Linked DNA regions of Homo sapiens: regions 1 and 2 are each linked to region 3. A link is a loop called in an ENCODE intact Hi-C map of the cell type or tissue named here. Cell type or tissue: PC-3. All regions are shown on one strand.

Region 1 (8,000 bases), 710 kb before region 3:
CCACACCATGCAGGCCATGTGGAGAAGCACAAGGGTTGGTCAGGAGGCAGAAGTAGCAAGGAGAAGCATGGGTGAGAGCCTTTTTATATAGTGGTGGGATGTTCCCTATTGGACAGAAAGTGAAATACCGATGTTGGGGTTTGTAGTTGGAGGGTTTGTAATATAATTTCCAAGTGCCCACAAAAAGACAGGAATGGTAAGGATGTGGACAACTTTGGCTGTTAGTTTGGTCCATGATTTCAAGATGCCAAATTATCAGTTAGAATATCAAGAAGGATTATTATATGCCTGCATCTGTTTTGGGCTATTATGGACTCCTAGGTGAGAAATTGCTTTGTTGGTGGAGTTATTAGTTGGTTCAACATCTTGTGCAATGGTTAAAAATATATATATATATACACACACACACACATATATACATATATATACACACACATATATACATATATATACACACACACATATATACATATATACACACACATATACATATATACACACACATATATATACATATATATACACACACACACACATATACACATATATATACACACACATATATATAGGTTATTATGGCAAGATCTAATAGGATAAAGTTAAAAAGAAGTACATAAAGTATAGGAAGCTTCCGTTTGTGTTTGTGTATATGTGTTTTAGAGGCTCTGTGGATACATATGTGTTCGTGTGCAGGGAATCTTTCTGGGTACCACACATGAAACTGTTAAAGGTGGTTAGCTTTAGGGATTTGGACTAGTTTGGAGTGTACATTTAAAAACGTTCTTGTAAAAAAAATGTGTCTATGGTATTTCTAATAATCACACTCTTATTTTGATAGATACTGTTCAGTTGCCTTCTGAAATATCATCTTGTTAAAATGTTTGTGCATACACATTGCAAATTAATAAATTTGTATAACAGATATATATACATTTAAACATAAAAATAAAAAATTTTCTAGTAAATAAATGTTTGTGGATTCCACTTGTATTTCTAATTTGTGAAAGCAGAGGCCAAGTGAGGCAAGTCATACCATTTATGGATCTCCTACTGCATGCTAGGTACTGTTCTAGAAATCTTTTCCAAGTCATCAGATTGAATCCTCTCTATAGTCCAGTGAGGCTGACATCATTGCCCTTTTGTATTTATAGACAAGATAACAGCTTCAGGAAAGTCCAGTGACTTTTCCAGTGATGGATCCAATATTGGAATGCAGGGCCTTATGATTTCACACCCATGTTCTTTCTAGTGTATCATATAGGCATAAGTACTTTATGCAGCAAATATGGAAATTTCAGTTTTATCTGTTTTTTTCCACTTGTGCTGCGTCAGCAATCCTGGGCAGCTATACCTTTGTTTTTGGTTATTTCTAGGTTGAGCTGAAAGAAAGCAGTTTGCCTTTGTTCACATTCCACTTCTGACACTTGGCAACCATCTGTCCTCAGGCAAGTTACTTAATTTCTCTAAACCCCAGTTTCATCACTCGTAAATGGAGATAGTGGTAGTACTAACTTCGGGGTTAGTACTACCACTATCTCCATTTGCAAATGGAGTTGTAAGGACAAAGTGAAATAAGACGTGTAGAGCCCTTGACAGAGGGCCTGTTAAGTGTTAGCTGCGGCTACCACCATCATCACTGGTATGGTGATCATTATTGTAATAGTTCATCAGGGCCTTGCTTGTTAGATTGTTTGACCATGCTTTTGCTTCCCTAATTACTAATCCTCCCAAAGGGTATTATCTTAAAGTCTGTTGGTCATTAATTATTTTCAGTTACTAAAAGTCATTTTGTATTCCCTGAGAAAAATAAATTATGACTCTGCAGAAAGGTTATGATTGTAAGTATGAATCCTGCACAATATCAAAATAAAGAATGGTAATTCTATTTTAAAAGAGGCTTTATAGGAATCTTTAAACAATGTAATAGGCCTCTTTTTCAAGGATAGAAGGAACACACAGTGGCTGGCCTCATTGTTTACATTTTTTCACGCCATATATTTGAAGCTGCCTAAGTAACTGTGTGTTTTTTTTTTTTTTTTTTTGAGATGGAGTCTTGCTCTGTCACCCAGGCTGGAGTGCAGTGGCACGATCTCGGCTCACTGCAACCTCTGCCTCCCGGGTTCAAGCGATTCTTCTGCCTCAGCCTCCTGAGTAGCTGGGATTACAGGCGTGTGCCACCACGCCTGGCTAATTTTTTTATTTTTATTTTTAGTAGACACGAGGTTTCATCGTGCTGGCCAGGCTGGTCTCGAACTCCTGACCTCAGGTGATCCCCCTCCCTCGGCCTCCCAAAGTGCTGGGATTACAGGTGTGAGCCACCGTGCTCGGCTGGTAACTAATATTTTGATTTTAGTTCACATCATCTATATATTCTTCATGCTTTATCTCAAAGAACACAAAAGTAATAGGTTGTATTCTTGCTTTACAATTCTGTGAAAAATGTTTTGAAGCTTCTTGTTAATGGCTTGTAGTAATTTTATGTCTTTTCAGTGAAGTATACGTGGTCTGGTAGCTTATCACCAAAGTGCAGTGAGGTTCTGGGATAGGGAAAGATGTAAAAAAATGATTTAATAGCACTTATTATTTTTACTGAAAACTTTGATTAAAAGTTAGGGTAGGGTGAAGAGGAGTAATGTTAAATAAACCCTGACCTTTAAACACTGCTTTACAATGGAAGAAACACGTTGCTTCTGCTTATTTGAGAGGAATTTATTGATGAAAAAGAAGGCATTTAATTAGGTGCCATTTTATTAGGAGCCTACACCAGATTGCTTAGGATTTCTAGGAGAGTGCAAATAATTATTATTAACTACCTACTATTTTTACCATATCAGATTTAGGCTAATTTTATATAAATTATATTTATCTTTTAACTCATGTTGGGTCATCTAAATAATACATGTGTTCATACCTGTAAGAAAGAACTTGGAGAATAATTATCCTATTTTAAATAATTATAGAGGACTATAGTTTTTACATCTTTGCTTTAATGAGATTTTGCCATGGGTTATTTGATGCTAGATTTTAGTTTGGAATGAAGATTCTAATTATGGTCCTGCCCTTATGGAAAATGTGACTTGCTTTATAATGATCCTCTTTATGATATGGTTTTCCAGGAATGCATTGTGGCAAAAAGCTGGGATTCTGTATGTCTTACCCCAATATAGCTAGCATTTCATTTGTGTGTGCAGTTTAATAACATGGCCAGCAGATGGTGATCAAGTATAATGAAAACCCACTTGTGGTTGAAGAAGTTAATCTATGTGAGCAAACATTTTTCACTTTAAAAATATTGATTTAATTTTTTAGTCTGGGCATGCAAAAGAATCTTTTTACTTTGTTAAACTCCACTTTTATATGTAAATGATACTATATAACATTATAAATTGCTCCTCCTGAAATTGTTGGATAATTTAGCAAGGAGCCAATCAATACCTTTCCTTCTTAGTAAAACCTTCTTAAATATTACCTGCCAAAAGTACATTCATTTTATTTGTGAATAACCCTGATGTTTGGGCAGATATGTGTTCTACAGCAGTACTGTTCAATAGAACTTTCTGATGGTAATGTTCTATAGGCGGCACTGTCCAATACAGTCGCCACCAGTAAACGTGACTATTGAACACTTGAAATGTGGCTGGTGTGATTGAAAAACTGAATTTCTAATTTTAATTAACTTAAATAGCCACATGTGATTAGGGGCTACTGTGTTGGGCAGAACAGTACCAGATCCGAATCTTCTGCTTGGCCATTGCAAAACCTGACTGACCAGATGGAGAGCTGGTGGCCTGTTCTCTGTCTCGGTGGGGATGTGGGGTAGGAATGGGGACTAGGGCTTGGGTGCTGGTGCATAGAAACTGGCTCTGCCACATGGGAGACCTTTCTTCTGTGCTTACTTGCATTTCACGGGCAGCTCCCTTTTTTGGTGATGATCACCCATGATCAACATCTAGTTGCTCTTGGTCAATTTCTGCTGTCAGAGGAGCTCCTACTAACAAAAAAGAAACTGTTTATAAATAAATATACACACACACACACACACACACACACACACACACATATATGTGTGTATATATATATATATTTTTTTTGAGATGGAGTTTCACTTTGTTGCCCAGGCTGGAGTGCAATGGCACGATCTCGGCTCACCACAACCTCTGCCTTCTGTGTTCAAGCAATTCTCTGCCTCAGCCTCCTGAATAGCTGGGATTACGGGCGCCTGCCACCACGCCCAACTAATTTTTGTATTTTTAGTAGAGACGGGGCTTTACCATCTTGGCCAGGCTGGTCTTGAATGCCTGACGTTGTGATCCATATGCCTCGGCCTCCCAAAGTGCTGGGATTACAGGCATGAGCTACCATGCTGGCCATTTTTTTTTTTTTTTTTTTGAGATAGAGTTTCGCACTGTCGCCCAGGCTGGAGTGCAGTGGCGCGATCTCCCCTCACTGCAACCTCTGCCTCCTGGGTTCAGTGATTCTCCTGCCCCAGCCTCCCGAGTAGCTGGGATTACAGGTGCCCGCCACCACGCCTGGCTAATTTTTGTATTTTTGGTAGAGACGGGGTCTTGCTATGTTGGCCAGGGTGGGCTCCAACTCTTGACCTCAAATGGTCCTCCCGCCTTGGCCTCCCAAAGTGCTGGGATTACAGGCGTGAGCCACTGTGCCTGGCCAAATCTGACTAATTTGACAATCTTTTATACAATGGACACTTGCTGATAGACACTTAACCTTGTACTCTAGAAATAGGACTGCTACATAAATGAGAAGTGAAAACTGCTTGTTAGAGTACACAATAAAATACAACATTTCACACATATAAAACCTCTTAGCTACTCATTAATTTTCAACATTAATGTGCTAATTAAATGTCACTCTTAGGTATTTACTAAGATGAGGCCAAGTGGCAACTATTTGTAACTGGGATGGAGCAGCTTTGAAAATAATGGTCCTTGGGCCATTTAGGCTTTTTTCTCCCCCAGTAAGTCAGCTTTCTGACAATTTAGTCACATTTCTCTTTTTCTTTCTTTTAATGAGTGAGGCTTTGTAATGACATCTTTTAATTTCACAAGTTTCTGTTTGTCAGGTAATATTGAACAGTTTGGGTTGTCCTTTTTAATAAACAAAAATGGATAACAGCTTATATTTTAACATTTAATTTTAATGAAATTTAAATATTGAGTGTTCTAAGTCAGAGATATATTAATAAACAATGATTTAAATGTACGATTTTTAAATTTGTTTTTATTTTTAAGTTTTAAAATCAAGTGTGCCATTTTAAAGTAAGTAGTTGGAAATACGAAGTCTTAAAGTGTTTATGGATCTGTGCTCACCTTTTTCTAGTTTTGTTAAGCATCTCATTTTTTTTCATTTAGTTTTCTTTTTCTTTCTAATAAAGTTCTTTTTGAAAAATTAAAATAAGTATGTTGTGGATTTTTGGAAGTTATTTTCATTTTTTAATTTTCAGCATTATTTGATACTTTACTGGATTATTAATTGTTATTTATTTTTATGTTTCATAAGTATATTTAGTAATATACCCAAAGAAGACTGTTCTGCAGATGGTATATAACAATATTACCTGCTGCTCAGATAAATGAAAAGACAGAAAATCAGAAGTTCTCATTTTGGTTTTCTGATAATTTGTAATTCAGTAGTTGTATTACTCTTAAAATATTTTACAGCTGTGAAACATAGCATGCATGCAAAAAACATGTACAGTGCATAGGTACACTTTAAAGAGCCACTAGAAGATAAGCATTTCTATACTTTCAACCTAGCCAATAAATAGTATATTACAGTTCTCCAGAAGACCGCTGGGTACCCTTCTCCGATTGCCTCTTCCCTTTGCTTGAGAGGAAATTACTGTCCTGTATTTTGTGTTAATCAGTTATTTACCTCTCTATTTTGAATTTCATGTAAGTGGAATCATACTGTATATATTATTTTGAGACTTGCTCCTTTAACTCATCATATTTTTCAGATTTATCCATGTTAATAAATATAGCTATAGTTCATTCTTTGTCTTTTGGTAAAATGTTAAAATCAAAATACAACACACATACAACAAGACACATCAAAGTGTAAAGCTTGATGAAGTTTTACAAAATGTATATATCTGTGAAATCTCTTTCCAGGTCAAGATAGAGAATATAGCTACCTCCCCAGAAACTCTTTCTTGCTCTCTCCCAGTCATTTATCACCTCTTGAAGAAGGAACCACTATTCTGTATTATGTTACCATAGATTCGTTTTCATTGTTTTTGATTCATAAAGCGTGTTCCCTTTTGTTTCTGTCTTCTTTTGCTCAACATTATGTTGTGAGATTGATCCATGTTGTTGCATTTAGCAATGGATTTTTAAAATTATTGTATGAATATATCACAATTTATATATCCATTGTACCATGGTTGGACTTTTGGTTTTTGACATTACAAGTGATTCTACTGTGAATACTCTTTTACATGTCTCTTAGTACACAAGTATACACATTTTTTTGAGTGTTGACTTAGAAGTGTAATCATAGTAGGCACTGCTGATAAAATTTCTCAAAGTGGCTGTACCAGTTTACATTTCCACTAGCAAGATTGAAAGTTCCCATGGCTCTCCATCCTTGCTGAAACTCGGTTTGTAAGTTTTTAATAATTTTAGCAATTCTGGTATGGCAGATGTATAGTTTGAATTTGCATTTTCCTTCATGACTAATGATATCAAGATCTTTTTTAATGTTTATCGATGATTTGGATATCCTCTTATGTGAAGTTTCTGGTTGAGTCTTTGATCTTTTTTAAGTATGGAAAAAATGGTTTGTCTGTCTTTTCACTGTCGATTTGTCTTTGTATATTCTGGATACTAATTCTGTGTTGAATATATGTATTGCAAATATCTTTTTTCACTCTGTGGCTTGCATTTTCACTTTCACTTGTGTCTTGGTCCATTTCGTGCTGCCGTAAGAGAATACCTGAGATTGGGTAATTTATAATGAACAGAATTTATTGACTCACAGTTCTGCATCTGATTTTTAAGAAAATTATACTTTAAGTTTTTTTTTTACAGTGTAATGTGATATGTATTTACTTATTTTTAAATTCGTGCAGAGTTTTTTTATTCTTTTTTTTAATATACTTTAAGTTCTGGGATACATGTGTAGAATGTGCAGGTTTGTTACATAGGTATACACATGCCACGGTGGTTTGCTGCACCCATCAACCCATAATCTACATTATGTATTTCTCCTAGTGCTATCCCTCCCCTAGCCCCCAATCCCCTGACAGACCCGGTGTGTGATGTTCCCCTCCCTGTGTCCATGTGTTCTCATGTTCAACTCCCACTTATGAGTGAGAACATGCGGTGTTTGGTTTTCTGTTCTTGTGTTAGTTTGCTAAGAATGATGGTTTCCAGCTTCATCCGTGTCCCTGCAAAGGACATGAACTCATCCTTTTTTTTATGGCTGCATAGTATTCCATGGTGTATATGTGCCACATTTTCTTTATCCGGTCTATTATTGATGGGCATTTGGGTTGGTTCCAATTCTTTGCTATTGTGAACAGTGCAGAAATAAACATACGTGTGCATGTATCTTTATAGTAGAATGATTTATATCCTTTGGGTATATACCCAGTAATGAGATTACTAGGTCAAATGGTATTTCTGGTTCTAGATCCTTGAGGAATTTCCACACTGTCTTCTGCAATGGTTGAACTAATTTACACTCCCACCAACAGTGTAAAAGCATTCCTATTTCTTCACATCCTCTCCAGCATCTGTTGTTTCTTGACTTTTTAGTGATTGCCATTCTAACTGGTGTGAGATGGTATCTCATTGTGGTTTTGATTTGCATTTCTCTAATAACCAGTGATGATGAGCTTTTTTTCGTATGTTTGTTGGTGGCATAAATACCTTCTTTTGAGAAGTGTCTATTCATATCCTTTGCCCACTTTTTGATGTTTTTTTTTTCTTGTAAATTTCTTTAAGTTCCTTGTGGATTCTGGATATTAGTCTTGT
Region 2 (8,000 bases), 160 kb after region 3:
ATACATTCATCAGTATAGATTAAGTGGCATAGATTGTACTGTGACATGCTTATTTGCAGACCTGATAATATAGCATGATCCCAGAGCTAGTTATTCACACTTGACTGCCATAAAGACATTCTGAAATCAAAAGTTCTTATATGTAATAAGAACTTTTAGATTGATTCTTAAGGTTCTGCATCCTTAGATTCAACCAACCACAGACTGAAAATGTCTTTTAAAAATTCAAAATAACAATACAATAATAAAACAATTTTTTAAAATAATACACCAGGTGCAGTGGCTCACGCCTGTAATCCTAGTACTTTGGGAGGCCGAGGCAGGCAGATCACGAGGTCAGGAGTTTGACACCAGCCTGACCAACATGGTAAAACCCCATCTCCACTAAAAATATAAAAATTAGTCAGGTGTGGTGGCGCACGTCTGTAATCCCAGCTACTCAGGAGGCTGAGGCAGGAGAATCTCTTAAACCCTGGAGGCGAAGGTTGCAGTGAGCCGAGATCGTGCCGCTAGAGATGATTTAAAGTATATGGGAGAATGTGTGTAGGTTACATGCAAATACTACATCATTTTATATAAGTGACTTGAGCATCCACATATTTTAGTATCCATGGGAAGACCTGGAACCTATTCCCTATGGATACTGAGGAACAATTGTATTGGTAATCCCAACTATATTCCATGAATACTAGCTCCATGAGATATTCCAGGAAAACAAGAGTAGCATGGTTTATTCCTTTGAGAAATGCTTTTCCCTATACTGGTGTCTAGGAAAGTCACAATGTGTGTAGACATATTAAATGCTCTGAGAAGTCCTGCAACTTAAAAATCTATTAATTTTTAAAGTCACAATGTGTTTAGACATATTAAAGACTCTGAGAAGGCCGAGTGTGGTGGCTCACGCCTGTAACCCTAGCACTTTGGGAGTCCGAGGTGGGCAGATCACTTGAGGTCAAGAGTTCGAGACCAGCCTGGCCAACATGGTAAAACCCTGTCTCTACTAAAAATACAAAAATGAGCCAGAGATCACTTGACTTGGGAGATGGAGGTTGCAGTGAGCCGAGATCGTGTCACTGTACTCCAACCTGGGCAACAGAGCAAGACTCCTCTAAAAAAAATAAAATAAAATAAAAAAATTTAAAAAAAGGCTCTGAGAAGTCCTACAATTTAAAAAAATCTATGTAAATTTTTTTCTAATTCAGCATTCCCCAAATGTAATAATCCATAAGATCCTGTTTCTAGAAGAACCTATGACTATTCCTTTAAGAAACATTTGGGGAAATACTGTCATAGATTATATCTTGACATCAGGATGAAGAGTAATAGTAATTTCTTAAAGTATTTAAACTCAGGAGACCCGGTCCCTCCTTCGCTCTTAATGAGCTTATGACCTTGATAATTTTCTTTTTTCTGGGTTTTGGTTCAGCAAAGTGATCAGATTCCCCTTGTAGCCCCAACCTTCCACGTTTTCTCCTTAAGCAAAAATGAATGTAAATGATTTGGCTGGGACAGTGTGGTCTTTACAACATCATTTGGTTATTCCCTCCTGTCTCACAGTAATAGTCCTCATTTATTTAGCCCTTCACACATACTAACTCATTGGATCCTTACAACACCCTCATGGGGGGTAGTAGGCACTGTAGTGGTTGAAGTCACTTGCCCTACAGCCACATAACCAGTTATAGCCTTAGTATTTATTTAGCTTAGGGACAAAGAGCTGAGGCCTTTACTATAGCAGAGCTCCTGCTCTTTGTCCCTAAGCTACATCACCCCTGTGTCCCTTAGATAGTTGGTGTTCAATTCTAGCATCTTCTCAAAGAAGGCTAAGCCTGCTGGCCATTGGCTAACAGGCTGGTCTGCTCTCATTTCCTTCTTCAAAGCTGAGCAGTCATTTGCTGCTTTCCATCATTGGGGATCCCCTTGTCATCTATGATGCCACTAAAATAATAGCTCCACCCTGACTTGTGCCAGTCCCTTAGGGACCCCTTGAGTAACATCACCACAGGTCCTGCTGGTTTGAATAGATCTGGCTTCCAAGTTTTCCAGCTGCTGCTTTTTTTTTTTTTTTTTTTTTCTGAGACAGAGTCTCGCTCTGTTTCCCAGGCTGGAGTGAAGTGGCATGAACTCGGCTCACTGCAACCTCCGCTTCCCAGGTTCAAGAGGTTTTCCTGCCTCAGCCTCCTGAGTAGCTGGGATTACAGGTGCCTGCCACCAAGCCCAGCTAATTTTTGTATTTTTAGTAGAGACGGGCTTTCACCATGTTGGCCAGGCTAGTCTTGAACTCCTGACCTCAAGTGATGTGCCCGCTTCAGCCTCCCAAAGTGCTGGGATTACAGGCATGAGCCACCGCACCCAGCCTCCTCTTGCTTCTTTAAGGGGGGGTGAGGAGCGGGCAAGTGGGGCAGGAGCCACGCAAGTTTGCACCAGCTTCTCCTGAACATCTTGTCGAATTAATAAGAAATAACTCAGATGTACTGAGTGCTTACTAGGCGGCAGGCACTATTCATGTGGACTCTCACTTAAATAGCCCAACACCTCTATGTGGTAGTAGGGTCTTCAATTATAGATGAGTGAGTGGCAGCAGAGAGGTTGAATCACTTTCCTAAAGCCCCACAGCCAGTAAGAGCTAGAACTTCAGTGCAAACCCAGCCCCAGCCCTTCCTCCAGGGGCTGTGTACTGAACTCCTCTGTAAATCCTGCCTGCCCTCAGCCTTTTCCTCCCTCCCCACTTCTCCCCACCTTTCCCCAGCGGGAATTGCTCCACCTTCCAGCTCCTCTTCCACTGTGCAAACCTGCACTTGCCCTTCCCTCCATCCCTTCACACTTGGTCCTGCCTGCCTAGTCTTCGCTCCTCTCCCAATCCCTAAAATGCCCTCTCCTGCTTCCTCCCAAGAAGACAGTGCCTGAGGAACCCCCAGAGCCTCCCTGAGCAACCTGGGTAAGAGCTGAAGGCCTTATCTACGTCTGCTCTGGTGCGAGTCCTCGAATAGTGTGTGATGGAGACACCTACTGGCTGCTCTGAGCACAGGCCCCTGGAAACCCAGGAACGTGGCTCAGGGCCCCCATTCCACCGAGAGCCTGGTGAGCAGAACCATTTGGTAGAGTTTCCTGTGGGTTCTTCGCTGCTTTTAGGCCAAGCTGGACGGGTCCCTAAAAAAGGCCTGGGAGGACCTTCGTCTTCCTCCTGTCCTGCCCTGAACACAGAAGCAAAAGGGAAGGGGTAATTTTGACGGCAAAGCACCAGCCCCCTGCACGAGGCTGATCCCAGCTTGGCAAAGTTGCCAGGAAGGCTGGAGGCAGGGCCATTCACAGCCAAATAAACGGAGGGTGGCTTTTCTGTAATGCAAATAGAGAGAAATAACCGCTTAGGGCAGGTTGATTTGTTATTTGATGTGGGGCGTGTGATTCTGGAAGGCCCACCCTCCTGGGCACGCTGTCTCTCCTCCCTCCCTTTGAATCAGGTTTACAACTCCTCATCCAAGGCTGGCACCACTTGATGCAGAGAAATGAGGCCCCCATTCTGGTTAATTGCCATCATTTGCCGGTTCAAATAATGAGCGACAAGTTGGATGCAGAAGAGGGGACAGCCGCTTCGTAGGAAATCACTAACCTAAAAGACAGCAAAGGAGATTGTTCCTCAGATGTGCTGCCAAAGACTGGGGGCCACCATGGCCAGCAAGACCCCTATCAGCGGAGGGAAGGACATTTGGGCTGGGCCCGGCCATGCATAGTTGTGGTGGACAGCTGTCTCTACCAGAACCAACTCCCATTGGATTTGTTCTTCTGAATGGGGGCCGCATTCCCCATTAAACTAACTAAGAAATATTTCTGAATCCACAGATGTGGCATGTACAGTGTGGAGGTTTTAGGGAATAGCAAGAAGCTTAAATAGATCACCATCTCTCTCCAATGTGGGAGGATGATCCCTCACTTTAAAATACGCTCTCTAGTTATTCCAGTGAGTATATTCACATAAGGCAAGTACTTTACAAACTTAATAAGCAGTGTTTACAGAAGATCTAAAACACACAGAAGTCTTTCAGACATTTGAAGAGTGAAGAAGAGCTAAAGAAATGAAAAACATTAGCCAGGCATGGTGGCTCAGGCCTGCAATCCCAGAGCTTTGAGAGGCTGAAATGGGAGGATCACTTGAGCCCAGGAGTTTGAGGCCGGCCTGGACAACACAGTGAGACCCCATCTCTACAGAAACATTTTTAAAATAGCTGGGCATGGTTGCTCACACCTACAGTCCCCGCTACTTGGAAGGCTAAGGAGGGAGGATTGCTTGAGCCCAGGAATTCAACAACAGTGCACCCTGATCACTCCACTGCGCTCCAGCCTGGGCAACAGATTGAGACCTTATCTCTTTAAAAAAATTAACTGAACAAAGATGCAAAGCTAAGGAGTGATACAGTCTATTAAGATCAGTTTGATACCAGAGTGTCCTCAAGACAATTGGATGAACGTTCCCAATTAATTGGTGCCGACATGTCCTAAAGATAAGAAAGGTCACCATGGAAACCCTGAAGGCTTCTGGGAAGAAGAGGGATTTAAAAGGGTCCTAACAGGTAAATAGGTTTTGATGGGCAGAAATAAGGAGGGCAGGATGCCAAGTGAGGAAGAGGCGAACAGTGCAAGGAAGTGTACCCATTTGGTTGGAACAGGAAGTAAAGCCCGTGATGATGATGGCCTCCTGAAGGGGGATTGTGGCCAGTTTGCAATGGGCTTTGAAGCTCCAGCGAATGAGTCAGGGCTTCCTCCTCCGGGTGTCACGAGAGAGCCATCGAAAATTGTTAAAGAGGGGTGAATAGGATTAGAGCAATGCGTCTGGTAGTTTGCAGAAAAGATGAGAGTCAGGAACAGTGGTTGAGAAACTGATGGAGCGGTACCAGGGTGGCAAAAACAACAGGACCGCGTGACCGGGTGGCACAAAATGCAGATGCCCATGGGACAGGGGTGTGACCAGTTAGTGTGGAGGAGCAGGCTGATTGAATCCTTCCTCCTTAGTGCTTTTGATGGGGTGAAATTTCAAAGACCATCTTTCCAAAGACCATCTTTTTAAAGATCATCTGAGGATGATCAGTAAAAATCTCAATTTAGGGGCTGGGCACAGTGGCTCACGCCTGCAATCCCAACACTTTGGGAGACCCAGATGGTTGAATCACTTGAGATCAGGAGTTCCAGACCAGCCTCACCAACACGGCGAAACCCCGTCTCTAGTAAAAATATGAAAAGTAGCCAGGCTTGTTGGTACACGCCTGTAATTCCAGCTACTCGGGAGGCTGAGGCAGGAGAATTGCTTGAACCTGGGAGGCGGAGGTTGTAGTGAGCCAAGATTGTGCCACTGCACTCCAGCCTGGGTGACAAGAGTGAAACACTGTCTCAAAAAAATAAATAAGTAAATAAAATGAAAAAATCTCAACTTAGAGTGCCAAGATGCAGCAGAAGTTTCTCTAGGAATTGGGGAGGGGAAAGGCTAGGGTAAGAGAGAGGCAGCCCCAGGAAACTGACTTCACAATGTTGCCTAAAGGACTAATACAAGTGGAGGAGAGCTAAATCAGCACTGCCCAGTAGAGATCTAATGCAAGGAATGCATGTAATATTTAGCCTTCTTGGAGCCACATTTTAAAAAGTTTTAAAAAGAAACAGTTGAAGTAACATATTTTAATTAGCACAATGTATCCTGAATATTCTTTTTGACGTGTAATCAATGTTTAAAGATTATTATTGAGATCTTTTACATTTTTGTGCACTAACTCTTTGAAATCTGGTGTATAATTTACACTTAGAGTACATCTCAGTTTGGACCAGACACGTTTCAAGTGCTCCAAAGTTGCATGTGGGCCGGGAGTGGTGGTTCATGCCTGTAATCCCAGCACTTTGGGAGATGGGCGGATCAGCCGAAGTCAGGAGCTCGAGACCAGCCTGGCCAACATGGTGAAACATGGTGAAACCCTGTCTCTATTGAAAATACAAAAATTAACCAGGCATGGTGGTGGGCACCTGTAATCCCAGCTATTCAGGAGGCTGAGGCAGGAGAATCGCTTAAACCTGGGAGATGGTGGTTGCAGTGAGCCGAGATCTCACCACTGCATTCCAACCTGGAGGACAGAGTGAGACTCTGTCTCAAAAAAAAAAAAAAAAAAAGTCACATGTGGCTAGTGGTGACTGTATGAGAGAACACTGAGCTAACCTCTACAGTGTTGTTTCTCAAACCCAGGTGATTTGGCTCCTCTCAAGGACATTTGGCAATGTTTAGGGACAGTTTTGGTTGCACAACTTGGGATGAGGGGTGCTACTGGCATCTTGGGGGTAGGGAGCAGGGATGCTGCTGAACATCCTACAATGCACAGGACAGACCCCTACAACAAAGGATGATCTGGCCCCAAATGTCCATAGAGGCAAGTCAGAGCTCCACATAATGCTAGAGGAAGCGAGTGCCCCATGCCGTGTGGTCAGGGAGATGCCACTCAGACACTCCCACTGGAACCCAGGTCTCGCCTCAGACAGGGCAAGTTTCCAGGCGCCAGTGTCAGAACTTCCTGGTGCTTTGTGATATGGCACGGACTACACCCTGATAAGACAGATTGTGTTTGTAATGATTTTAGTCCTGCAATTACTCTCACTCCACCCCACCCAAACCTCAGCATTGCAATTGCCACACAGTGTAGTTCCCATGCAGGGCAAGTGTTCAATGAAAACGATGTGAACAGTACCCGCTACAGTTGTGCGGTATACAACCTATGCAACTGTACCTGGCAGCTTCACTCCCAGAAACCAGGGGATCATGCCTCATCATCACAGCAGACCTTCCTAGTTTTCTTCTTGGCAATGCCCATGTTTAGAAGCCACAAAGAAGTAGAGCAACTGATGGCCGTGCATGTACTAGAAGAAGGCTTTCACTGTCAACTTGAGGGCTGGGCCTTAACCAGAAATTGAAAATGCTACTGAATTTCTACCCAGGGTTTCTTCTTTTAAGACAGGGGCCCTGGTCTTTTTATAAGGACAACCTTTCCTTCCTTTGTTCCTTCCTTCCCTTCCTCAGAGTGTTTATTGTAGTGCAAAGTTATGCGCTAATCAGGGGGTTGGGCTAGGCCTCTGTGCAGATAAGGGCAGAAAGATCATTGCTGGTTGCATGACATCTGTGCAGGAAATCAAGATAAACTCCTACTGTAAACAGCAAACTTTTCAGTAGAACCAGTTCAGTTGATGTTAACAGGTGAATCCAATTAAAAACAATCCATCATCAAAAAATAAGAGATGAAGCAAAGTATGTATATAGCATGGTGATTATGAGCACTCACTCTGGAGCCAGCCTTCCTGGATTAGAACCCAGGCTTTTCTACTTGTTAACTGTATTACCTTAGACAAGTTACTTAACAGCTCCATGCCTCAGTTTCCCTATTTGTGAAATGGGATAATAATTCCTAGCTCAGAGGGTTGTAGTAGGAATGTTAACAAATTAATACATGTAAAGTTCTTAGAATCCTGTTTGTCATTGAGTAAGTGTCCAGTAAACATTACCTTATAAGTTAAACAGGTGTTTGGGTTTTTTTTCCACCGCAGAACTTCTCAGGGCCTTTGACGTGCTTATGGGCATTGCAACCTGCCCTCTAGGTGAGGAGCAGGGTAAAGTATGTACGATTCCTAATCTTTTTTTTTCTTTTCTTTTCTTTTTTGAGAAGGAGTCTTGCTCTGTCGCCCAGGCCGGAGTGCAGTGGTGCAATCTCGGCTTGCTGCAAGCTCTGCCTCCCGGGTTCATGCCATTCTCCTGCCTCAGCCTCCCAAGTAGCTGGGACTACAGGCGACCGCCACCACGCCCAGGTAATTTTTTTTGTATTTTTGGTAGAGACGGAGTTTCACCATGTTAGCCAGGATCTTGATCTCCTGACCTCTTGATCCGCCTGCCTCGGCCTCCCAAAGTGCTGGATGATTCCTAATCTTATTTGACCACTGTTTTGGACTGGGCCCTCTAGAAAGCAAAGCCTGAAAAAAAAAAA
Region 3 (8,000 bases):
AATGCCTGAAAAGCAGAGGCTCAAACGAGATGTAAATTACCTCCAAGAACAGCCTAATAAGCCATTAATAACCACCGAGTCACTCCCTGTGAACAATGTGTGTACCTAAGGATTGAGAACTATTGTATCCTCAGAACCTCTTGGGAGATTGGGGTTGGAGTGATCGTGGTTCGGTCAGTAGATCTGTCTGCATCTGGGGACTAGCTCCAGAGCTTGCTCTTTGATAGGAGATCCTGGGGATCCCCTCTGGAAATAGACTTGCTTTCTATCAACACTGCACTCACCTGCAAACAAATCTAGGTTGACAAAAGCAGCAATTTCTGGGCAGTCTCTCTGCTCCATCTGGTGTTTCTCACCTCATTTTTTTTGTTTTTTTTCCTCCCCAGATCATTTTACCTCACTCACTAGCAAGGAGGAGGCGGTGTAGGTTCTTCTCTTTCCTTTTCCTTGGGTGCTTGGCATGGTGTCAATAGCATAAGTTAAAATTCTAGGCTCATAACAGCTTTCTGCAGAAGGGTCTCAATCTCCTTCCTTGCCTCTATAGGGTCTGCTTGGGGTTTCATTCCACCTGTTGTCCTCACCCCAGGTCAGTTTCCGGGGTGAATTTCAGATCCGTATGATTTCCCATAGGGTCCAGTTCTCCCCATCTAGAACAAAGGTCTGGAGTGGTAAATTTGAAGTGGGCTGGGTACAGTGGCTCACACCTGGAATTCCAGCACTTTGGGAAGCCAAGGTGGGTAGATCACTTGAGGTCAGGAGTTCGAGTCTAGTCTGCCCAACATGGCGAAACACCATCTCTACTAAAAATACAAAAAATTAGCCGGGCATTATGGGGTGTACCTGTAGTCCCAGCCACTCGGGAGGCTGAGGCATGAGAATTGCTTGAACCCAGGAGGCAGAGGTTGCAGTGAGCTGAGATTGCGTCACTGCGCTCCAGCTTGGGTGACGGAAGGAGACTCTGTCTCAAAAAGAGAAAACTGGCTTTGTCTTATATATGGCCCCTCTCCACACCCCTCCAGGCCAGAGAAAATAAAACAAAACCCCAAATGCTTGAAGTGGTTATGGCACTCACAATTCCCAACGGCCACTGGGTTTTCCTTCTGATCCTTCACGACTGATAACGTTAATTGCGCCTCTCATCCACAGGTGTGCTTTCTGGAGGGTTTGGAAGGAGTGGCGTGAATGCTGACAAGTCACTGGGGTTTGGTTCCAGCAACTCTTTTTAAGGTGAAAAGAGAACCAGTGTTAGAGTGGCCCCCAAGCAGAGATAGAGCCGAAGTGAGCACAGGTGGCCCTGGGACAGGTGGGGTGGGAGGGGTTGTGCTGGCAGTGGGGCTGGGGCGGCAGCTCTTCAGGGACAGGACCTGGGCTCAGCTAGAGGATGCCAAGGCCAGTGCCAAGGAGTGAGGAAGGAGCAGAGAGGAGCCTGGCAAGGTGTTCACATCCCCGTGAAAGCCAGAGGGACCAAGCTTGCCTTGAATGGAGCTGGGCACCGCAGGGCAGAGGACGCTCAGTTTCCACTGCATGTCTCCTTCTGGGAATGAGGTTTCTGACAATAAAGGACCACCCTCGCAGTGGCGCTGCACTCTAGACAGGAGTCCTCATAGAATCCCAAACTCTCAGGGAGGGTGATCAACTTATCCTGGTTGGGCCAGCACATTCTGGGTTTTAGCACTGAAAGTCCCACCTCCCTGAAACCCCCTCGGTCCTGGTGAGCCGCTTGCTCACCCTATGATCAGGTGTCCCCACCCCACTCCCCACCCCAGGAAGGAGCTGCAGAAGCAGGTGTGTCACAGAGCAGAATTATAGGAGCCCAAACTTACCTTTGCAACATCTAGAGCAGGTGGAGTTGGGCATTTTATCACAGAACCCAGCTGTGCCCTCATTTATAAGCGAGAGAGGGAAGAGAAAGAAAAATCCCATGTTGTTCTTTGGAATCCAGTGCCAAGTTTCTAGTCCTAAACACACACACAGTGTCCATGCAATGTAGGTGCATTTTTTGTTCAAACACCTGTCAGGCAATGTTGGGTGGTAAAAACAATACCTCTTCATTAGGCCCTGAGCACCTACTGTGTGCAAGCCACTGTTGCAGGTGCCTGTCATACAGGAACACATTTAATTATCAAAACAATTCCATGAGATGAATAAGATGTTCTGTTTTCAGCTGAGAAACTCAGAGAAGTGAAGACATTTGCCCTGGTAGCAAGTGGCAGAGCTATAAATAGAGGCAAAAGCAAAAAATAGAGGTGGAGGTGCTGTAGAGACACAGAGAAGCGCATGGAATGATTGCTATGTAGGGTGAGTGGGGCGCTCCTGCTGGCATGTGGGCTGGGTGGGGGTAGTGGGGTGCAATCTTTTCATTTATTTAACAAATACTTATATAGTGCTTAACTTGTTAGGTACTGTCCTAAGAGGATGAACCATTCTAAACTCATTTGATTCCCATAATCAACATTCATGTAGACGATCTTTTATGCCGTAAACAAGGTCTTCTCAACTGAAAGCAATTTTGCACCCCAGGGGACATGTGACAAAGTCTGGAGACAGTTTTGGATTGTCACAATGTGTGGGAGAGTGGGGGAAGTGGTACTGGCCTCTCTGGGCAGAGGGCAGGGACACTGCTAAACATTCTTCAGTGCACAGGACAGCTCCCACAACAAAGCGTGATCCAGCCCAAAAGTCAGTAGCACTGGGGTTGGGAAAGTCTGTTGTAACTAATGGGAATGACTGGGGCTCTGGGAGGTGCAACCTGAAAACGGTCAGTGTCCACGGCCCCTTCCCTTCTCCAGAATAAACCTGGAGTGGTTTTTCTATTGGTTTACTTCTTGCTGTCTTTTCTAGGGTTCGCCCCAGAGTTTAAGATCGACTTTTTAGTTGCAGTGCAAGCAGCTGCAGTTCTCTGGCAATGCCACCCGGCTTTGTTCTGGTTTGTTAAGACAGTGAGCTGGATTTTACAGTTATTGCCCTTGAAAGCCCCATAAATGGCATTCGCAGCATTAGTGGGGCTGGGGGTTGCCAGATTGGTAAGTTTAACTTTGAGGGATGGCTAACACTCCAGTGCCCTCTAGGGTTCATCTGGCTGCTGAGTTGCCCAAGCCTTTACCAGGTTGCAGAAAAGTTGGCCACGGATGAAATCAGAGTTCAAACAGGCGTGAGGTGGAACCTGAGCAGCACCTCTGAGCTTGTGTTGGCAGGCTCCTCACAGCAGGCCGGTATCTGCTCTGAGTGGGCAGGGAGGACGCCTGGGGACCCCAGCCTCCATCCTTTCCTTCATCATGGACTGTTATTTTTAACTCCAGGGGATCTGAACTAGCTGATGTTAAAACTGAAACTTTCTCCTTGGGGAAGCTTAGCTGCCTAGGCCTGGAATGGGTTTCAGAGGTCATGCCATCTGGTCTCGCTGCCCAGTAGGATTCTCCCTAAGCAGGATCGGTTACATCATTTGCAGGGCCTAGCACAAAATGAAAACGTGAGGCCCCATATTGAAAAATTATTAAGAATTTCAAGACGGCATTTCAAGAGCAATTTTTCACGCTCTGAAGTATCAGAGCATGAAACCAAGCACACGGCCCTCTGAGTGTGAGGCCGTGTGTGACTGTACAGGTTGACACCCATGAAGCCAGCCTTAACGCCATGTTACCCTGTGGTCCCTGACACTATGTACAGGCTTGCCCAGGATGGGCTTGGTTTACTCCTGTTATGCCAATGTCATTATTGGGTGCCCCTTCCACTCTCAACACTGTCCTGGTTTAGACAACAAATTATATTATGTGGTAACCTTATAATTACATGACAACCTTCTAGGTAATTTCCTCTCATCCTATCTATGTTGTAATGTCACACAATGTCCAGCCGTTGCATCATTTTATGTAGGGGACCAAGTGATAATGACCTTTTTTTTTTTTGTTTGCCATCATGGTTTACTGAACACACATGCATGCACTAACTCACTTCATACTCACGGTGATATCAGAACAGGGGAGTATATATTTGCAGTTGAAGTAAGTGCAGCTTAGACAGGGTAAATGGTGTCAAGTGGCTGGTGAGTAGCAGATCTAGGACCTAAGCCACGATAGTATACGATTTCCCGCTGGAGTGATCAGTGGCCCCAGTTTGCCTGGGAGTGATGAGGTTCTCTGGGCATGGGACTTTTTAGTTTTAAAACTGGATAAGTCTTGGGCAAGCTTGGACAAACTAGTTACCTGATTCCAAGTCCACCCCATCTTGCAGCTTTCATGAATCATTTTAAATAACTTTATATTAAACATTTTATGAGAATTCTAAGGTTGGACTTCCCTTTAGTATTCAGAGGATTCTGTCATGACTGGCGGGTGGAGTATAAAGGCAAGATGTTCAAATCCACAATGATTCCTAGAAAATGTTTTACTGTATACCTATACCCTCCTGCACTTTCGACTCTGTGTGTGTGTGTGTGTGTGTGTGTGTGTGTGTGTGTTGTGTATGCACATAAAATGCATTTTTGGAGTCCTGCTTTGTAATAGTTTTTCATTTATAGCAGAAGTCAGTAAACATTAACATTAAAGAACCAGATAGTAAATATTCTTTGCTTTGCAGGCCATAAGGCCTCTGTTGCAACTTCTCAACCTTGCTGCTATAGTACAAAACCAATATGAAGAGAAATGGACGTGTCTGTGTTCCAATAAAATTTTATTTACAAAAATAGTTGGCAGGCCAGATTTGCCTGGCAACCCATAGTTTTCCAGTCCTTGGTCTGTAGCATTTATATTATATAAATAATATAATTTATATTATATTATATTATAAATTATAATATTTATAATGCTCATGCCCGGCAGGCATGAGCCACTGCGCCTGGCCTGAGGCTGGTTAATTTATAAAGAACAGAAATTTACTTTCTCTCAGTTTTAGAGGCTGGGGAGTCCAAGATGAAGGCTGGTGAGGGCCTAGTCTCTGTTTCTAAGATGGTACCGCGTTGCTGTATCCTCTGGAGGGAAGGAACGCTGTATCCTCATGTGGGGAAGGTGGAGGGCAAGAGAGCTGACTGCTATATAAAGCTTCTTTTATAAGGGTCTTAATTTCATTCACGAGCAAGAGACCCTCAAGACCTAATCACCTCTTAAAGGCTCATACCTGTTAACGCTAGCATACTTGCCATTAATTTTTAACACCAGAATTTTGGAGGGGACACATTGAAACTGTAGCCTGTAGGCCATCAGAAATATCCAAAATGATTTGTTAACAGATGCAAAGCGGGTTACTATCTCCACGGCCATAAAATGTTACATTTGGAATCATATTTTCTGCAGGGTGGACAACAATTAGCAACAATTAGGGCAAAATTCATTTGTATTTCTATGAATAAGATTGATTTGAATGACTGCCTTTTTTTTTTTTTTCAACTTGGAGAGTTGCAAAACAGCCTCATCAAAGACAATGCAAGGTGGAGACACCTATAGAATCAGATTACCTCAAAGGGCCCACTAGATGCCACGAAGCATTCCATGCAAATGACATTCCATACCCCTTTGCTCATTTCAAAATCTTTCGTTATTGTCTCTGACACAATAGTAAAATTTTACCACATCATTTTTTTAATGGCTGTGTGGTACTCCATTGTACTGAACTACTCTATTTCTCAATATTTAAAGAAAGCTACCATGAGCATACAGATGGATAGACATATTTGTGCACATTCCACATCCCCCCCTCCCCACCAAATCCCTAGAACTGTAGTTGCTGGGTTTAAGGATATATTGACTTTTAAGGCATTAAATACACATTGCTCTGTTGCTCACTTGGTAGCCGTGTTTGAAAGAGTGTCCATTTTGCCACATCTTTGCCAAAACTGAGAAACAGAGTCTTTTCCATTCTTTTTCATTTTAGCTAATTTGAAAGGGGGAAAAAACTGTCTTTTTTTTTTTTGAGACAGAGTATCACCCTGTCACCAGGCTGGAGTGCAATGGCATGATCTCGGCTCACTGCAATCTCTGCCTCCCAGGTTCAAGTGATTCTCCTGCCTTAGCCTCCTGAGTAGCTGGGACTACAGGCACGTGTCACCACCCCCAGCTAATTTTTGTGTTTTTAGCAGAGACGGGGTTTCACCATATTGGCTAGGCTGGCCTTGATCTCTTGACCTCATGATCCACCCGCCTTGGCCTCCCAAAGTGCTGGGATTATAGGCATGAGCCACCGCGCCCGGCCTGGAAAAAACTGTCTTGTTAAAAAAACCTTGTTTTTAAATCAATGGCTTTCTCTCTCTACACTCTCTGCATGGTGTCATATGGGCCCATAACTCCCAATCCACCCAAGTGGGTAGACGTCTCCATTTAGATGTTCAATGGACATCTCAACTCAACCAGTCCTAAATGGAACTCTGCATATCTCCCCAAGGAGCACCCTCCTCAGCATGGTCCCCATCAGCCCTTACCCATCTCATGCTATGGCATTGCCATCCATCCAGTTCTTAGCTAGGAACATGCCAGCCGTTCTTGATCTATTCTCTTCCTTTCCAGTTTGTTTGAACATTTCAGCAAGATGGGTCCACTCCTTTTCCAAGGTACGTTCAATAGATCTCCATTTCTTCATCTCCGAAATGAGGGCGATAATAACAGTAAGCAGGTCATAAGCCTGCCCACTTCTCTGCTCCCCAGGGCCACCATTTGCAGTGGTGGAAGCCACTGTCCTCTCTCATCAGTCCCCTTATGTTGTCTCCTCATTTCTATTTTTGCCCCTTCACAACCCTGACACAAGAGTGACTTTCAAGTAAGTAAGTCAGATGACATCATTTATTCACCCCTGTTATCTTCTCAAGTTCCTTGCCATTTACACCATCTGGTTCCTGCTAGCATCAGGACTTCACCTTACACGCCCCCCCGCTTTGAACACTACTGTACCCACATGGACTGTTTGCTGTCCCTCTGTGTGCCTAAATGGATTTCCATCTTTGAGAGTGTCTTAGTTTGGGTTGCTATAATGAAAATGCCATAGACTGAATGTCTGAAACAGTAAACATTTATTTCTCACAGTTCTGGAGGCTGGGAAGTCCAAGATCAAGGCATTGGCAGATTTGGTGTCTGTGAGCATTTTCCTCCTTGTGTGTAGACAGCCACCTTCTTATAACCTCACACAGCCAAGAAAGAAATCAGCTCTTGCATGTCTCTTCTTACAAGGACACTAGGTCCAATTCATAAGGGATCTACCCTCATGACCTAACTATCTCTCAAAGGCCCCACCTCCAAATACCATTACATAGGGGATTAGGTCTCAACATAGAATCCTGGGGTGACACAACATTCAGCTCACAGCAGAGACCATGTTTGCTGTTCACCCTGACTGGGATGCACTTTTACTATCTCTTCATATAACTGGCTACTGCTTATCATCTTATTCTAGCTCCAACAGCAGCCTCTTCTTCTGCCAGATCTTCTCTGACCACATGCTCATTGCCCCCTACCCAATTACTCTCCCCTACTGAATCCTGATTCGCTTCCTTCATAGCATTTTTAAAATTTTGTATTTACTTTCTTTGCTTGCCTGTATGACACCTGTCTTTCCCAAGTAGAATGTGAACTTCCCAAGAGCAGGGTGTCTTGGCTCTTTTGATTGTGGCTTTATTCCCGATGATTATAGTGCTGAGCCCAAAGAAAAGAGTCAACAACTGTTTGTGGATGGAATGGATGGATGGATGAACTGAGTAAAACCTCTCTTCTGCCTCACCGTTGGTATCTTAGTTTTATCTTCTCCCACTTCTTTCAGTCTTTGTTTAGTCAGTCAGTAATATTTATTGAGTGTCTGTGGCAGACAGAGTTGAGGCCTAGGATATGGCAATGACCAAAATAGATAAAACCCTGCTTCTGTGGCATTTATGTTATGGTGCTCCATTTGCTTCTGCATATTCTTGTTGATCTTTCTGGGAATCTTTTGCATTGGGCAACATTGTCCTCTTCCTTCTTTGCCCTCTGTGTCTCTACTTGTTTTCTCTCTTGCCCTGCTCTTTGCCTATTCCTTTGTCCCAGAGG

What was found. Peaks named below come from ENCODE experiments on the same cell type or tissue, not always from the same donor. Only the 100,000 strongest peaks of a DNase experiment are listed, where the experiment ranks them.
Region 1: it touches region 3 in a loop (21-fold over the local background); 18 of 110 quality-filtered maps call a loop at or near these places.
Region 2: it touches region 3 in a loop (2.2-fold over the local background); 7 of 110 quality-filtered maps call a loop at or near these places.

What each region holds. Positions count from the first base shown.
Region 1 is chr17:66,160,946-66,168,945 of GRCh38, reverse strand. All of the region lies in intron 4 of CEP112 (centrosomal protein 112), which reads left to right. Among named protein-coding and RNA genes, the nearest start is that of CEP112, 27 kb to the left of the region's middle. In PC-3, a CTCF peak has its summit at 3,209 (motif pointing right); a DNase peak (open chromatin) is centred at 3,205.
Region 2 is chr17:65,289,374-65,297,373 of GRCh38, reverse strand. No RefSeq gene overlaps it. Among named protein-coding and RNA genes, the nearest start is that of RGS9, 160 kb to the right of the region's middle. In PC-3, a CTCF peak has its summit at 3,021 (motif pointing left); a DNase peak (open chromatin) is centred at 2,983.
Region 3 is chr17:65,451,189-65,459,188 of GRCh38, reverse strand. LINC02563 (long intergenic non-protein coding RNA 2563) reads right to left here and starts at 1,648. Exons shown (of 3, transcript NR_131984.1): 1 at 1,475-1,648; 2 at 1,073-1,155; 3 at 781-800. RefSeq lists an enhancer at 2,813-3,312. In PC-3, a CTCF peak has its summit at 3,053 (motif pointing left); no DNase peak of the experiment used is centred here; H3K27me3 peaks cover 217 bases.